Regions from separate parts of the Mus musculus genome. Here region 2 is linked to region 1. A link is a loop called in an ENCODE intact Hi-C map of the cell type or tissue named here. Cell type or tissue: heart. All regions are shown on one strand. Links, peaks and the distances in the headings refer to the core of each region. The heading gives the core; the rest is flanking DNA. Region 1 holds the start of Gm26583 (a long non-coding RNA gene). Region 2 overlaps Pacs2 (phosphofurin acidic cluster sorting protein 2).

Region 1 (8,746 bases), core at 364-8,363:
TCGTGGCCTGGCCTGCTAGTGACTGTTTACCAGCAATCCCCAGGCAGGCACTGTGTCCTCCTGTCGTTAGGAAATTGAAGCACAAGGGCTTCAGTCAAGAAGTCCAGCCAGCTTAGCCTGCTGCCAGTGTTCTCTGCCCTGTCCTTCCCATCCTGGAGAGAGGTATTAAGCAAGAGACATGTGGCAGTTATTTCTCTATACTAGGCAACCATAGTCTGGGGTCTGTGCCTTTAACTTCACATCAGCTTCCTGCAGGCAGGATGCTTCCTACCGTTCCCGGTGTCCATTCATTGTCTTGAACTGCCCGGAGCATCTTAGGCCTCAGCCTCCTGCTTAGGACGAGTCCTTGTGGCTACCCAGTAGCGTCTTAGTGAGGTTTATCAGCAGCACCCAGGAAGTGAGACCAGCAGGCCATGTACACCTGTGTGCAGCTTCCTGTTGATGTCTAGCACAGTCTGTGTGGAGTTCTGGCCCTGCCCCATCAGTTAGAATGAACCTTTAGTCCTCCTGCACAGAACCCTCTGCCAAGAAGCCTGCAAGCTGTCTCCTGGGCCTCTTCACGAGAAGGTCTACAGAGTGCCCTCGGTGCAGTTAACTCCGGCCTCCCTTCCCTGGATGCAGCCTTGCATGCAGACCACTTGGCTTTCAGATCAGGAGGTGGGGCCAGGCCTGAGGTGGTGAGTTGTGGGGGCCAGGCCTGAGGTGGTGAGTTGTGGGGGCCAGGCCTGAGGTGGTGAGTTGTGGGGGCCAGGCCTGAGGTGGTGAGTTGTGGGGGCCAGGCCTGAGGTGGTGAGTTGTGGGGGCCAGGCCTGAGGTGGTGAGTTGTGGGGCCAGGCCTGAGGTGGTGAGTTGTGGGGGCCAGGCCTGAGGTGGTGAGTTGTGGGGGCCAGGCCTGAGGTGGTGAGTTGTGGGGGCCAGGCCTGAGGTGGTGAGTTGTGGCGGCTGCAGATGAGTGGATGGTCAGACAGGTAGGAAGTGATTGTGACGGAAAGACTGCACGATGCTTTGGGATTGTGTATGGGGATATGGAACCAGGCTCAAAGGCCCTTCCCAGAAGTGAGATCACAACTGTGGTAGGGGAGAACAGTTTTAGTATGTTTGTACGTTTTTATACAGCAGGACTTGCCTGTGGCATGGAGAGAGTACAGGGTGAGGGGTGGGAGGTGGGAGCTCAGGAAAAAGAACCAAGTGCCCTGGGAGGAGAAGTGGGAGGAGGCCTGCTCCCCAGCTGTGCCTTGTCTGCCCAGGAGCCAGCAGGAGGAAAGGTCTGGAAAATGGAGCAAGGGCCGGGAAGGCTGGAGCGCTCTTGTAAGGTAGTTAGATGAGTTGCTCACTACCACGGATAGAGTTAGAACACAGGGGTGTAGGGAGGTGGACAGTGCTGAGTGAGGACAGTCCGTAGGAGATAGGTGAGTAGCAAAGTGTGTGTGTGTGTGTGTGTGTGTGTGTGTGTGTGTGTGTGTGTCCTGAAATGTGGGACCTGGGTTGGGGAGAGCCGGGTGTTGAGGAGGAAGGGCCCAGTAGGGGGCAGCCGTGAAATGGGCAGGATGCTTCTGAGCTGAGGTCATAGCCTTGTGTGTGTCTATGAGCAGCACTAGTGTGAAGCTCAAGGAGCACTGGGTCTGGATGACCCCACTGTGCATGCAATTAGTCCATCTCTGCCTGCTTTTTCTGACTGGGGTTATCACAACAGAATCCTCCTGCCTGGGGTCTTCTCAGAGTGCAGAGCAGTGCCTCAGATAGCCTCCTGGGAAAAACTAGTCCTTACCACACTGGACCTTAGAAGAGGGAATTAGGAAATGAGGGAATCCATTGGATCCTGGATTCTAGACTGAGACTCTGTGTGGTATGCACACTTGAGTGCTGAGCAGACAGGATAGCTTATATCTCCCAGCCTCCTCTGCCTTCTGTCTTCCTGCCAGGAGGAGGGAGGTGCAGGGGACACTACATGTATGGTACACTATCCAAGTGTCTTGCCAGCCCCCTAAACTGAGGAACCTAGTACTTCATGGTTGCCACCATCCTCTGCAAACTGAGGATCACTGGGGCAATACAGTAGCAGTCAGCAAGGTTCCTGTAAACCTAGACATGTGAGGCTTGGCAGAGCGTGTTTCTGTCTTTAGAGGGAACTGGGCCACAGAATGAGAAGTTGCAGCCGTGCAAGGCTGTGAGGCACTGTTCCCACTTGGAGCTGTTCCCTCCTGAGCTATTGTACCCATTGAGAAGCCTGTCCAGCCTGCCCTGGACCTGGGTTCTCTGATCAGGTGCTTTGTCCTCTGTACACTACTGAGCAGGAGTGGAACAAGCCCTGTGTGGGGTGGGGTTGGGGCACTCCTTTTATACATAGTTAGAAGGTGGAGACTGAGGTTTGGCCACATCCTTTGCCCAGATACCTGTCTAGGACCAGGGGATGGATACACCTTGACAGTGTGAGAGAATACATGGAATGGGCATGGATCTAGCTGGATATATCTTTGCCTCTGTAATACCTCTAGATGGTAGGTACCCTACAAGAAACTCCAGAGACCAGGGAAGCAGGGCCTCAATGGTGTTAGTGAGGAAGTGGAGTAGTGGGGTACGTGCATCTTAGGATACCTGTTAGACCCAGAATTTCTCTCTGGCCTCCCTTCTAAGAGGTGTAGAGCAGGAGTTAAGTAAAGGGAGACTGTTTGGTACCTCATGGAGATTGCTTCCTGCATGATGGATAGCCTGGGTTCTAATTGCTCTCTTCTCAGCATAGAGCAGTAGAGCTCTGGGTGCTCAAGTGTGCACACCAGACAGGGTCCCAATCTAAAACCAATGGACTCCCTCTTTCTCTCTTTCCCTTTTCCAAGGCCAACTCAGGAGCTGTGGACAATGGACTTTTAGGCAGTAGCTGGAACTGGGTCTAGGGTGGTTTCTTGGGAGTCCTTCCAGTCTAGTGAGCCAAGCCTGGGCCAGCCCCTGGAAGACCTTGACTTTAGTGAAGAGATCCATCAGCCCCTAAACCCTATGGATTGCTATAACCTTAATTTGCTGTAGGCCCCCAACCCTGCAGCCCCACAGCCCCCTCCTCTGGGCCTATGCCAGAATCCTACCTAAGTCAGTGTAGCGGGGAGTGTCTGACTTCCTTAGCCCAAGTCTTAGGGTGTAACCCAAATCTTGGGCCTCTCTTGGGCACAGAAGAAACTTTGTGCTCGCTGGGACAAAACACCTGCTTGGCTTTTCCCCACCCAGTCTAGCCCATTTCAGTGACTGCTGGGGTGGGAGGCACCAAGGAAGCCTCCGCACGCACCCCAGAGTGAGGGGTGGCTGTACCCAGGTGACATACGTACACAATACAGGTTAGTGTTGCATATGGCTATGGTGCTGTCTGTTGAGGGTGCCCCCACTTTCACCTGTTGGGGCTTCCTTCCTGTCCTATTCTCTGCACCTCCTGAAGCTTGTGTGGCCCTCTGCACCCGCATCTGCATCCTCCAAGGGTGCAGGGGCCCATCCATGGGCAACAAACAGGCTAACTCAAAAAAGCCCTGTATAGCCCTGCCTGGGAGCACCCTAGAGGAGGTAGCGTGCTCCCAAGTTCCTAGAAACCTGCTTATCCCTGTCAGTGCTGGGGTTTTCATATGACCTATAAGGTGGTGTGCCTTATCCCGGAGGCAAGCGAGCAGGAATCTAGTCACTCATGAGAGTGTACACTTAAAACAGTAGCTGCTTGAGCCTCCCCTGGTGGTCTAGGCCTAGATGGAGTTTAATATTCAGTACCATTGCTTTGTGAGTCAGACCAGAGCCCACAGCTAACAAGCTTTTTTTAGCTTATACTGCCCTGGACCACTAAACACTGGGGGTGGGGTGGGCGTGGGGGTGACAGCTAGGCAGAAATGGGGAAGGCACAGTGAAATGAAGAAGGCAGACCCTGGCACTGAACCTCAGAGGTACAGGACTTACTGATACATCAGTTATTTGCAGTGAATTGATGTGATTGGCCACAAGCCTGGGCTTGCACCCTCTGGTGGCTGTGTGCAGTACTACTTTCTGAAGGCCCTTCACTCTTAACAGTCAGCACAGATCAAGGGTGCGGTCACTGCTTGGGCAGTGCAGCAGACTGGCCCCATCACTGCCTCACCCCTACCCTGCAGTCCCATAAATAGGGGGTACCCCGAACCAGCCAAGCTTAGTGGGAGGACTGGCGAAGATATGAGCTAGCACACAGCTCCCAGAGCAACAACACATGTTCAAGGCTTTTTTTTGTCCTCAGGTTGTTGCCCTACAGTCAGCACCCTCCAACACAGTGGTTTTCAACCTGTGGACAGAACTTTGGGGGTGAGACGACCCTTTCACAAGGGTCACCTGAGACCATCGGCAAATACAGATATTCATGATTCATAATTATAAAATTTACATAATTACAAAGTTACAACTATGTAGTATCAATGACTATAATGTCTGTCTGGGGGTCACCACAACATGAGAAATTGTATTAAAGGGTTGCAGCATGGGGAAGGTTGAGACCCAGTTCTCTAACCCTTATCTCTACCCTGTCACAGGACTCAGCCACTCTGCAAAAAGTACCCTTGCCTCTTAGGGGACATTGAGGTATCAAGTCAGCTTTAGGTACAATGGTTGGGGGGGGGGTGTCTCCATTCAGTGGAGAGTAAGCTCTGCAGATAAGGATCTCCAGCCCATTGTGGGTTTTAGGAAGGATTCTTGGATAGGGGGCTAAGCCCCCAACATGTTCCTGAGCTCTACCTAGTGAGGTAGGCCATGTCTCCTTGGTGGTCAGAGCCTGTGTCCGTACCCTGAGCCTGAAGGGCTGACTGACATCCCTAGGGTGCCTGAGCTGGAGCAGGTTGGCAATGGGTGGGGCTACACTTGGCACCTGAAGCCTCCCCAGGCCTTCAAAGTGGCCGTGGGCAGTGTTAATGGGCAGACTTTATGGTTTTCCTGTTGGGAGAGGAACCTAGCTCAGGGGAACTATTGTCCCCAAACAATGGGCCTGGCTAAGACCCATGAGAGCAGTGGCCCCAAACTGGTGAGACCCGTCTCAACCATCACCCACTTTTTAAATCCTCAACTTGACCTTGGATCCAGCTTGTCCTGAGCCTCATCCTGCCATACTCTCCTTCCTGCTGACCCTGGCCGGGGAGGAGCAAAGAGGAACTCCAAGCATCTCCAGGAGCTTTAGTGCATAATGCACCTTGTGCCCCAGCCCAACTCGAAGGCGGCAGAATAGAGAGGGTGTTAGCAGAGGCACCTGGGCAGCAAAGCTGAGCGCCCATGCTAGCCCTGCTGCTTAGGTGGAGGCCTGGCAGGCCCAGAGGCCCCAGCTTAGTCCAAGGTTGAAGTCTGGAGAGAAGGCCAAGTTAAACTTGGTGAGCTGAGGGCAGATAGACCTCCTGTTCCCAGCACAGTAGAAGTGAGGCTGTGCTAGACAGCCAGGCAGCAACTTGGTAGAGTAGCATGCCAGCCTTCCTCTGGGAATAACAGAATGGGCTGGAGAGCTGGGAGGTGCCCTCCACAAGCTCGGTGTGGGGTGGAGAAGGCAAGGGCTGCTTCCAAGTAAGGATCTGGACAGGGGCTCATAGAGATGTGGAGAAATGGGTTCTAGTACAGTTATGTTTAGGGGCTTACAAGGTGGACAGGGTTCTCTGAACAGAAAGATCCAGGATGTCTGGGTGATGGAGGCCCGTGCCTCTAATTCCAGCACTTGGGAGGCAGAGGCAGATGGATCTTATGAGTTCAAGACCAGCCTGGTCTACACAGCAAGTTCCAGAACAGCCAAGGCTACACGGAAAAACCATCTTGAAAGTAAATAAATAAAATAAATATCTAGGATGATGAGGTGGAATCAGGCTTACCAGCCCATGGGGGCTTCTGGGGATGTTCCTGGCAAATGTGCAAACTTTACCAGCTCATTGACAGTGACTCAGAATGAGAACTTGGAGTGAGCATTGTCACAAGCTCAGGCTGTACACAGCCATATTCAGGCCAGACGGGACACAGGTGTTACACCCCTTCCATCGTGCTTTGCTTTCTTTGGACTTTTTTAAGTTTTAGATTTATTTTATGTGAATGTTTTGCCTGCACACATGAATGTGTACCACATGCATACTCAGTGCTTGCAAAGATCAGAAGAGGGTATCCGATCCCTAGAACAAGAATTGCAGGTCGCTGTGAACCATCGTGTGGGTTCAGGGGAGTGAATCTGGCTCACTCTGCAAGAGCAAGTGCTCTCAACCTTGAGCCATCTCTCCAGCCTGTTGCTGTGATTTTAAAATGCTGAGCAAACCCACCTTGGGGGGAAGAAAAAGGTTCTTTTGGCTTACACATCCTGGTCACAGTCCATCATTGAAGGAAATCAGGGCAGGAACCGTGGAGGACCGCTGCTCACCATCCTGCTCTCCAAGGCTTGCTCAGCTTGCTTCCTTAGATAGCCCAGCACAGCTTTCCCAGATGGCATGGCCTGCAGTGAGCTGTGCCCTCCCACATCAAACAGCAAGAAGATGCCATGTAGACATACCCACAGGCCAAACGTGGGGACAATTCCTCAGTTAACATTGCTTCTTCCTAGGTGACTGGTTGTGTCAAGTTAGCAACCATCACACCTTCTCCACTGGCTCAGCAGGCAGAGGCAGGAAGCCCTAAGAGCTGGTTTGCAGCTCGTATAAATAAGGAACTTTGTGGTGAACACAAGGCCTCTGCAAAGGAGAGCAAGTTTCTTTCCCCTGTAGACAAAAAGCCCACTCAAACATCCTGTCTTTCCCCAGTTTGCCACCAGCCTTCTGGATGTTGGGGCCAAGGGCCTCTCCTCCCCAACTCCAGCTCCCATTTTTACACACAATCTTACAATACTGAGCTATGCTAAGCAAAGGGTGCACCTCAGTGAAGGAGGAGGGGCAGTCTGCCAGGAGCAGCATACCTTGGGCTACTGTTAACAGTCCACTAATGCTCAGAGATAAGCCCAGGGAATGGGAGCGCTCAGAGTGGAAAGGGCTGGGAGAGACATCCTGAGGCCCTAGAGTGGGAGTTATGTAGGAGTTACACTGGGACATCTTCCTAGAGCCAGGCCAAAACAGGGCACAAAAGTCTTACCCAGAAGAGACAGGTCTCATACTTGGGATTCAGGAGGCAGAAGAGAGCACGTGAAGGTAAGGCTGATGGAGCTGTAGGGTGTAGTGGGGTGTGGGCAGGACCCCATGACAAGGAATGGCAAGGGTCTCTGTGGGTAGAGTGGGACAGACCAGTGGAGGTAAGCTCACGGCCCAGAAGCAGAGGTGTACCCTGCCTTGAGGGCCTTAGAGAAGCCAGTCTGTTGTGAGACCTAGTGGCCAGGCACACGTGCTGTGAAGGTAGGCAGGAGGACATGGGGCCAAGGCGTCCTCATGCTGGGCAACGGGTGAGTCACCACTGACCCGACGTCCTGGCGCCAAGGTGGGGGAGCCGGCCACTTTTATGGCAGGAAGCCATGAAGGCTGATAAAGGGCAGGGTTGGAAGCCAAGGGCTTCCCACTTCCTGCAGACTGAGTAGTAGGGCCAGGAGACCTGTGGGCATCTGCTTTTACAGATCCAGGTGTCTACAGCCTGGCCTGGCTGTCTCACAAAATAGGACACATTTTGTTCTATGACTTGTCTCGCTGGACCTTTGAATAGTGTGACAAGAGAGGAGCCAGTAGGTGCAAGGTATCTCAAACAGCTGCCAGGAGAAGGGTCCTAATCAGGGGCAGTGTTGAAGTGGCTAATGCTGGGCCAAGGAGGCAAAGAAGAGTGTGACAGGTGTATCAAACTAACCAGGCTACATCAGGACCGCACAGGTACCCAGGAGATGGGTCACTCACTGGAAGGGCACAGTAACCCAGTCTTTGCTGTGACTCCAGATGATGTCTACTGAACCCCACCCAAAAGTCCTGTCTATGCCAGCCTCTCAGTACTGCCCAATGAGTTCAGCCCTTCCTTTCTCAGCACTACCCAGTCTGCCCACTGACAGAGCCACAGAGGGATTACTTAGCCTGATCCTTGCATCACCAGGGCCAAACATCCAGCACTGTCTTCCAGGCACCATATCTTAAAGTCACTCCCACCCAGCTTCTGGGGCTCCGAGGCAGGTGGTCACCACAAGGCTGGGGAAGCCGCCTCCCAGGGCTGCCAACATAATGGCTTCAAACAATACAAAAAGTAGAGCAGGTGGGCTAAGAGTGTCTCATTACACCCCCTAGCACTCCAACATCCTTGTGCCATTCCTGTGTGTTGCCCTTTCCCCCCAGCACTGCCTCCTCCTTGGCCCCAGTCTCCTGCTGCTGCTGCTGCAGCAGCATCTTTTCTCTGCATCTGGTGGTCAGGACACGTTTCTTGCTTCCTTCCACTAGAGCTGAGTTAGAGCCTTCTCAGGTCTCAGCAGACTCTGAGGGTCCCTGTGTCCACTGCATCATGCTCTCTCTCTTTTTTTTTTTTTTTTTTTTTTTTTTTTTTGTGGAGGAGTAAAGCAGCCAGTGGGCCCGAACTTGTTAGGGGAGGGACTGCTTGCTAGTGGAGGGGAAGCAGGAAATGCTGCGAGCTGGGCATTGCCAAGGGAAGCAGCCCCATCTCTGTCCCGTCTGCCTGGGGTCTGCCAAGACTCCAAATTAGCCATCTCATTCCATCCAGGAATGGAGATCTGTCCCCGTTTCCCCACATTTATAGCCTTTGCCCCCACAGCTGCCATCTCTGTCCCTCCCCAATGGCTCTGTCATTCTGGGACAGCTGAGCTCTTCCTGACAACTACAGCAGATGCCTG
Region 2 (8,746 bases), core at 200-8,199, 89 kb before region 1:
TGCGAACAGAAGCTCAAAAACAAGTATCCATTAGGAAGCTGACCTCTGCAGCACCGGTATGTGACCACAGGAGTTGAGGGACACCCAGGCTTGGGTAAGATGGGGGAGTGCAGTGTAGGCATGGTATGTGTGCGTGTGCATGTGTGCATGCACGTGTGAACCAGGATAAGGTGGAGTCTCTTTACCTAGAAAAACATGCTCTCCGGCTTCCTCTACTGGGAGGGTAGGGAACAAAAAGGACGTGCTAAAGACAGGCCTGAACGCCTGCTCTGACCTCAGCAGACTACTGCTCTCTGGAACATCCTGACATGGAGCCACAGGTAACTCAGGGCCTGGTCCTGCCTGGACAGAAGCATACGCTGTACCAGCTGCTTCACCTCAAAAGAGCCTTCTGGTCCAGGCAGGGTCCCAGGCAGACGCACAGACAAGGCCCTGGCAAAGGCTTGTGCCGCTCTCAACCCTGCTTTGCTGCCAGCCCTTTTCTTCATGCTCTCTTTGGCTCCCTGGGCTGCAGCTGGGCTTCTGGAAACATCTTGGATTGGGACTGGCCAGCTAGGCACAATCCTGGACAGCAGCAGTTCCTGCTTCAATAGCTCAGCAGTTCAGCACTCGGAAACCCTCTGGCCCAGCAGAAGCTGGTGACACTGAGTGACACAGGAGGAGCTAAAGCCAAGTCACTCTGTGGCGCCTCCTCCTCTCTACTCCTCACAGCCTTTTTCATTTTCAAAGTTAAGGAAGCTTAAGAGGGTAAAGAGTAGAGCAGGGTCCTAGGAGGTGTGAAAAGTGGCCTTTGGGAACTACAGACACTGAGTGAGGGAACCTTAGGAGTGACGGGGCACAGGAAGCGTGCAGTCTTTAAACCATAGGTGCTGTAGCAGATGTACTTTGGGTATGGTCACTCCAGCAACTGCCTATAGAATCAGAGGGAAAGCCTTAGGCCAGGAAGGCAAGGGAAGTTCCAAGAGACGGGATGTGGCAGGCTTGAGTGCTTAGGCCAGGATGGAGAGACCTGAACGCACAGTGGCTGACGAGGCACTGAGTAGCCCCGAATCCTTGGGTAGCTCACGCTGAGGACGGTGTCATATCCTGGCTTGCAGCCAACCTTCCAGCCTCAGGTGGCCACCAACACAGCTGCATACTTGTCCCAGACACGAACTGGAACTCCAAAAGAGGAAAGCTCTATAACTTAGGGACAAAGTGGCCAGTGCTGAGCTGCCTCTTCTCCCAAAGTCATTCCTGTATCAATGAGGGTCAGCTGTTCAGCCCAGAGGCATCACCTGCCTAGGAGACCATCCTGTCTCCTCAGTCTCTGCAGAGCAGCATGGCTTCCAGGAGATATGGGAGCTTTTGGCTCTCTGCCCTTCTGAGGTCTTTCTACTGGCATGGCTCATGTGCTCGTCTGAGCTACTGGGGCAGAGCAAAGACTAAGGGGACATCCAGGGAGAACCCGTGTAAGGAAGGAGTCCAGGAAAGGCAGCTCCAAGCACTCTTCTGGGAAGTGGGGTACAGATGGTTACAGTACTGGAGCAGCACACTTTGTAGCATAGGACTGGGGACAGGGAAGTATCCACAGAGTGATGCCACAGTGGAGCCCAAACTTGTGGGTGCTCTGATGACTTGGAGGATGGTCTATCAGATGCATAAATTCATCGTGTTCTGGAGCCCTGACACCGGCCCGGAAGCCTACCTCAGCCATGTTGATGGAGCCCGCGGCCAGCGTTTTGTAGCCCAGGATCGTCCTGTTCTTGTACCGCTTCCTGCGCTGTAGCATGATCTGCAGCTTGTTGCCTTCCCGCTTCAGGAAGTGGGGGTACTGTGGGCACAAGAAGCTTCCTGACGCCTGCTGCAGCCTGGCTGCTGACGGCAGGATCAACAACATCCCCGAGGAGCGCCTGCTAACACGGCTGAGACCTTCCAGGGTCAACCTACCCTCAAGAATCTGCAACATTGTGAGGCTGCCCTCTGTTTAGATCAGGGGATCCACTTCTACACTAGAGGAACATATCTGCTGCACTGCTTGGGATGAGTTATCATGTGACATCTGAAGACAGCCTGGCACCTTCTCAATATACAACATGGCCCTAAGTTTCTGATCGTCTTCTCTATGTGGGAGGAGCTGGGCCTTCTGTGGATGACCCTGTGCACTGCTTGCTTAGGCTACCAAGCAACATTGTCCCATCTGCTACAGCGGCACATGCTTAGAACTTGCACTTGTGACAGGGGCTTCACTCAGAGGAAACAGTTCCCATGGGGTCCTTAGAGCTCACAACCAGAGCCTGGGGTAAGTTCTGGAAGCAGGGTTAACCTCTAGTGTCCAAGCAGGCTGTTCATCAACACACTTCTCAGAAGTCACTGGGGCCACGTACTTGACACAGGTGTGTAAACTGGTACATTACACTTCCATAAACTGGATCCCCCACAGTGGTACACAAAGCCCAGAACCAGATGCTCTGGGCTGGCAGGCTTCCTCCTCCACAAGGACTCTGAACTTAACACACTGTTTCCACACAGTCTTGCCAATCTTTGCTAAACAAGAGAATAAAGCAACCCTGTCTTGATATGTTTGTCAATGTGATGCTTAACCTTGCTTGTCACCTGGAAGGATCTAGGATTACCTAGGAGACAGGCTCTGAGGTGCTCCAGTTAGGATTGCCTAGATTAGGTTGTCCTTGGAACACACCTGTGTGGGATCGTCAAGACTGCGTTAACTGAGGTGGAAAGACCCACCTCAGATGTGGGAAACTCCACTGGCCCCAGGCTGGAGGAGGAGGTAAGCCGAGTTTCAGCAATCAGTGCTCTCTGCTTCCCGTCTGCGGATGCCATGTGACCAGCTGCCTAACTCCTGCAGCCTCAACTTTTCCACCATAATGAACTCTACCTCAAACTGTGAGCCAATATAAGCCCTCCTCCCTGAAGTGTGCTTCTTACCAGGTATTTTGTCCCAGCAATGAAACAACTAACAGAGACCTCATCATTCCGTTTTCTTTATTATGAGAGGGGGAGAAAGTATATCAGTATTTTCTAATTGTTTAATAATAACTCTTGATCAAGAGGAGATCCAAGTAAGAAAGAGTACAGGTGGCTCTGACAAGGCATCCAGCACCCAGGGTACTCAGGGCACACCTGTCACTCAGGGCACTTGGGAGGAAATGAGTCCACCATCTCCAGGGTATTGAACAAAGTGTGCCCATCACCCTGGGCACCATGGGAAGGAGAGTTTACTATCCAAAGCACTGACTTTCTCAAATCCTCACTATCCAGGTATCCCACTTACCTGGAGAGAGAAGGTCAGAGCCAGGTCAGTTTCCACTTGTCCACTAGGAGGCAACACAATCTCATGTGATCTCAAGACACGCTTGGAACCCTGGAAGGAAACAGCCTTCTAGTCTAGAGCATATTAAAGCAAACCAGCAGAGAGCATCCTCACACCAGCACTCTGAACTAGCATGACAAAGGCCTCACTGGGTAGGGAAGCAGGAGCAGGATTAAAACCTGATTCCACCAAAAGGTTCTACCCAAGAAACAGAAGTGGAAGACCAAGAGCAGCTCCTGCCAGAGGAACAGTCACCACAGCACAGCACAGCACAGCACAGCCCACCGATGGCCTCTGAAGGCCAGTGCACAGGTATGGGTGTGTGGGGTCAACAGAGTATGCCATTTAAAAAAAGACACTGCCACAGGGACAGGAAGAGCACAAGATGTTTACAATAGATTCAAACTGCGCAGGTGATACAGGGCACAGTCTGGCACAAAGCCAAGCTGGTGGAGACTTGCCTGCCTGCTTAGATGCCAAGAATCCACAGCACCTCCAACCATAAACAGAAGCCAGGCCTCCTTGAACTCCAACCACACATCTCAGGGCAAAATAGGAGGGTCCTGCATAGATGGAGGGTTCTGTGTGGCAGAGGAGACCCTGAATGACAGGCGAAGTGCTAAGCACACTATTACAACAGGTCTGGGGTGTGTCCAATACCATAGGCAGTATGGGGGGCGGGTGTCAAAAATAGGTTACCTCAGCAGGACCCACATACTCCCTGACAGAGGGTGAGGAGTAAGGTAATAAACAGTTGCCCCCTTTACCCAGGCACACACAGGCCTTGTGTGGGGCTGCCTGCCACTTGCCCTGCATGTGCCACCCATGCACAGAGGGTCACCCTGAGCTACATCTGAGCAGCCAGGAGTCAAAATCCACATCCTGTCCCCTGAGAGTCAACCTGTAACCTGCCAGTCCCCAACACAACAGAGGCAGCCCAAAGGGCTAGCAGACACATCTGGAGGGCCAGGGATGCTCTGCCCAGAAGGGTGGGATCCAAGCTCATCCAGTCACAGGCTCTCCAAAGAACAGCAAAACACTGGGGCAGGTTCTAGTCCAGAGAGCCCCATGTCCTGTCTCTTCTTGTTACTACTCAAGCCTATTACCTGGGACAGGCATGAGCAAAAGCCCTGGGTAGGTGGCTCAGTGGTGAGGGTTCAGGGACCGAGTGAGAAGTGAGGCTGGCCACACTTGTGTGTGTGCAGTGAGGGTTACCTGCATCTTGACGGCAATCACCACGGACAGGAGTTCTTTTTCCAGTTCCCGGAGCACTGCCAGCTTCTTCAGGGTCAGGCTACACAACCTGCAAGACACAGGGCTCAGACTTGCAGCAGACGTCCTAGGTACACTGCCCAGCTGCCTAGAGAGCTGCAAAGACTCCACAGCCACACTTGGTGTCCCCAGGAGAGGCAAGGACTCCACAGCTACACTTGGTGTCCCTAGGAGAGGCAAGGACTCCACAGCTACACTTGGTGTCCCCAGGAGAGGCAAGGACTCCACAGCTACACTTGGGTGTCCCTAGGAGAGGCAAGGACACCACAGCTACACTTGGGTGTCCCTAGGAGAGGCACCAACTAGGAGGGACTAGATGGAAACACCAGAGAAGAAACATCGGAAAGCCAATCATGTGAGATTCAAGAACAAGAGGCTTCCAAAGGCCAGAGTGCCTGCACTAACGCAGCAGTATAGCTTGTAGCTATAGGAAGACATCCTCCCACCCAGGCCTGGCTGCCCCTATCCCATGCTGCCACCTCCACGAAGCAGACATGAACTCAGCTCGATATTCTGCTCTAAAGCCTTTGAGGTACATGGAGACAAGCTTTGCCTACTTATGGGCAGTTTCTGATTAGCCTCCAGGGTAACCAGTAGGGCTGTGCGTACAACTCTGAGAAGCCAAGGGACTTCTCTCACTCTCTGGGATAGCTGGTGTACCTGAAAACTTGCAAGCTGTCTCTTTCTGGAGATTTCTGTGTAATGTTTTCATACCCGAGCAGAACTTGAAGAAGTATGGGAATGAAGCCACAGATGAGAGGTGGCTACTGAGAAGCCACAACAAGTAGAAGACACAGTTACCTAGGAAATGGACCTGCAGAAACAGAGTATCTCAAAGGAAACTAGAAAGCCTCCGGAATGGAAACAATGTGAAGACAGTATGTCAGGATCTGTGCAGGCATTAGTGTTTCAGTCGAAAGATTCCCACTGAACAGGATAAGCTGCATAAAACAATAAGAAACCAGAAGAGGGAGAGTGCAAACTGAACACCAACAAAGCATAAGGAGACAATAGAGATACTCAGAAACAACTTGAAATAGGGAAAATAAAAACCAGATGTTACTCTTTTGCAAAGATTGAGAAAATTCCAAAACCGTCAGCCAAACAAAGATTAAAAAAAGAAAAAAGAAAATTCTCTTTATTGGGAATAAAAGAGAGAACTAGAGATCTCCGATACCTACTCCTCAAGCAGATAAAATGTAACAACTTACAGCCCCCAATCTCCAAAGCCTACCAAGCTGAAACTGGTAACAGAACAGTACTATCTATTAAGTAAAGTCAGTGAAGCCCAAATGTTCTGAAGAAGAAAATCCAGCTAATCCAGAGGCAAGAGTACTGCTTGCTGACCATGTCTGACACACAGGACTACATCCCTAATTCAGGGCAGAGGGAAAAACAAACATATCCACATAACCTTCCAGAAAGCAGAAGAGAAAGGACTGCCTCCACTTATGAGATTAGCATTGCCTTTCTATCAACACAGACAAAAAAAACAGCACCATAAAGAAACCACAAAAGCTGGGTGTGGTGGCTGGCACTCACCCACAGTACCAGCACTCGGGAGGCTGAGATAAGATGACCTGGGCCAGCCTGGGCTACTCAGCCAGACCTTATTAAAAAAGATACAAGATGAGGAGCAGGACAGAGATGAGAAGAAGAGGCCAGGGAAAGCACACTACAGGCCGATGTCATGAATACAGATGTAAAGTCCTTCCACAGGTATTTGCAAGCTAAATCTAGCAAGACATAAAGATATTAATATACACAGCCAATGGGGGATGTTCCAGGGATGAAATACTGGTTCAGCATTTGAAAATCATTTTAACTTACCATATCAATAAGCTAAATGAGAAAAAACCCATCTGTACCCTCAATTTGGTTCAGTTTTCTCAAGAGACCAAGTATTAAAGGCTTAGTACCTATGGGTAGTAGAAGTATTAAATGGGTAGTAGAAGTATTAAAGGCTTAGTGCCTATGGGTAGTAGAAGCTTTAGGAAGAGGGCCCAGTGGAAGACACACCCTTAAGAGGAACTGTGGGCTGGGCGGTGGTGGCGCACGCCTTTAATCCCAGCACTTGGGAGGCAGAGACAGGTGGGTTTCTGAGTTCGAGGCCAGCCTGGTCTCTCTACAGAGTGAGTTCCAGGACAGCCAGGGCTACACAGAGAAACCCTGTCTCGAAAAAAAAAAAAAAAAAAAAAAAAGAGGAACTGTGGGACCCAGTGGAAGACATGCCATTAGGGACTGTGGGACCTAGTGGAGGACATGCCCTTTAGGAGGAGGACCCAGTAGAGGACTGTGGGAGCCAGACTCTTCCTAGGTTTTGGCTGTGCTGACTGTCAGGCCTGTAGTCTCATTACACCCATGTTGCCATCATGATGTCCCACTGTGCCGCAGACTGAAAGCAATCTCTCTAACTCTGAGTCCTCTAAGTCGATTCTTTGACTGTTTGCTATCGTGCCAGAAGTCAACTGACACGGAAAGCTGGCATCAAGTGAGGTTGCTATGGCAACAACTGGAGATGCGTGGAGCCTCTTGGACTGTGCAGGAGGAATGTGGTAGTCTGCAGAAGCTCCAGAGGCAGTTCTGATATTCATGCTAGACCTCTCAGTGAGTCGGGAAGAGAAGGGATCTCCCAGTCTGCACCTGTCACGGGAGTAGCAGAGACTTGCTTCCCTGAAGACAGGATGTGGGCTGCCTTGACTGTCCTTGCCCGTGTCTCACACGGCCCTGTCCTGCCTGCCTGGGTCGACAGGCAAAGCAAGGCAACCAAAGACATGAGGTCAGGAAAGGGAGACGCAAACCGCCATTGTCTACAGACTCCAGGATTGTGCACAGAGAAACCTAAGGAACGCAGGAAGGGTCAGGACAAGTTCCCACTGGCCAGGATACCTATAAAAAGTGATTATGAACCACACACTGTTCCCAGTAAACAAATGGAAGTCAAGTGTTCAAAAAACATTCACTCATATTATCTCCAAATAGAGAAAATATATCTAAAGTAAATGCATGCTAGAAACTCCAAACGCTGGGCTGGCAAGTGAAGTCACTCACTGCACAAGCCTGGCAGCCAGAGTCTGAGCCCTGGAACCCACATAAAAAGTGAGAAGCTGACTAACCTCACAAAACTGTCCTCTGACCCACACTCATGCACCCGCCCCAACATCTACACAAACACACAAATAATAACAAGCAAATACGATTTTCAAGGAAGCTCTGCATGCTGGTGAACAAGCTCAACAACAGAAGGAAGTGGAGAGCCAGGCTACGGGCTGCACATCAGTTCTCCCCAAACTGGTTTATCCATTTAGTACTATTCTAGTGAAATCACAAGAAGGGTTGTGTGGTTCTGTCAAAATCAACACACCGACTTTACCTCTCATATGCGTGGGCACTAGAATATCCAGAACAACTGAAGAAAGGAAAATAGAGTCTAGCTTTCTCACCCTGACGACAAAAGCTGCATCCAATGTGCTGCCCACAGAAAGGGAAGCAGAGACGAACAGTCAGACAAAGGACTGATAAATCTGACTCCATCACAATTTAACACTTTGGCTGGAATGGTAGCTAACACCTTTAACCCCAGCACTCTGGAGGCAAAGGCAGGCAGATCCCTGGGATTCTGAGCCCAGCCTGGTCTACAGAATGAGTTCCAGGCCAGCCAAGGCTACATAGTGAGCAACTTTCCTCTGCAAAACCACTGTTACAGACAGGCTTTGGGGATGGAGAGCTGGATCTGTTGGCTAAGAACTTGCCATGCACCTGAGTTCCATCCCCAGCCTCCAAGTAAAATGTCACACTGCAGAGGCAGAGGAGAATCTCAGGTTCTGTAGCCAGGCAGTCTAAGACAACTGGTATACTCCAGGATCAGTGAGAAAGTGGTCTCAAAAAAAAAAAAAAAAAAAAAGCTTTTGACTCCAGGGGCTCTGATACCCTCTGTAGGCATCCTTGGGCACAAGGAATACATGTGGTGCACTGAGATACATATAGACAAAACACCTGTAACCCATAAAATACAAATTAAAACCAAAACAATAAAAAAGTGAGTGAAGTGTTTGAACAGCTCCTTTGCCTGGAAAGACAGGTGACTTGGTACAGCAAGGTTCCCGACATCATTAGTCACTGGTGATGTAAGTACAAGTCACAGTCATAGCAGAAACTATA

What was found. A loop is a pair of places that touch in the nucleus more often than their neighbours do. Peaks named below come from ENCODE experiments on the same cell type or tissue, not always from the same donor. Only the 100,000 strongest peaks of a DNase experiment are listed, where the experiment ranks them.
Region 2: a loop joins it to region 1, with 9 times the contacts of the local background. A loop is called at or near these places in 4 of 42 quality-filtered maps.

What each region holds. Positions count from the first base shown.
Region 1 is chr12:112,951,278-112,960,023 of GRCm38, reverse strand. It overlaps Gm26583 (a long non-coding RNA gene), which reads left to right and starts at 5,735. Exons shown (of 2, transcript XR_381995.2): 1 at 5,735-8,746. It overlaps Brf1 (BRF1, RNA polymerase III transcription initiation factor 90 kDa subunit), which reads left to right. Exons shown (of 18, transcript NM_028193.3): 18 at 1-162. In heart, for the core only: CTCF peaks have their summits at 1,550 (motif pointing right) and 3,999 (motif pointing left); DNase peaks (open chromatin) are centred at 1,534, 4,003 and 7,393; H3K27ac peaks cover 2,590 bases.
Region 2 is chr12:113,040,096-113,048,841 of GRCm38, reverse strand. It overlaps Pacs2 (phosphofurin acidic cluster sorting protein 2), which reads right to left. Exons shown (of 24, transcript NM_001081170.1): 2 at 4,529-4,616; 3 at 3,275-3,364; 4 at 1,688-1,813. Among named protein-coding and RNA genes, the nearest start is that of Pacs2, 30 kb to the right of the region's middle. In heart, for the core only: a CTCF peak has its summit at 3,307 (motif pointing right); no DNase peak of the experiment used is centred there; H3K27ac peaks cover 329 bases.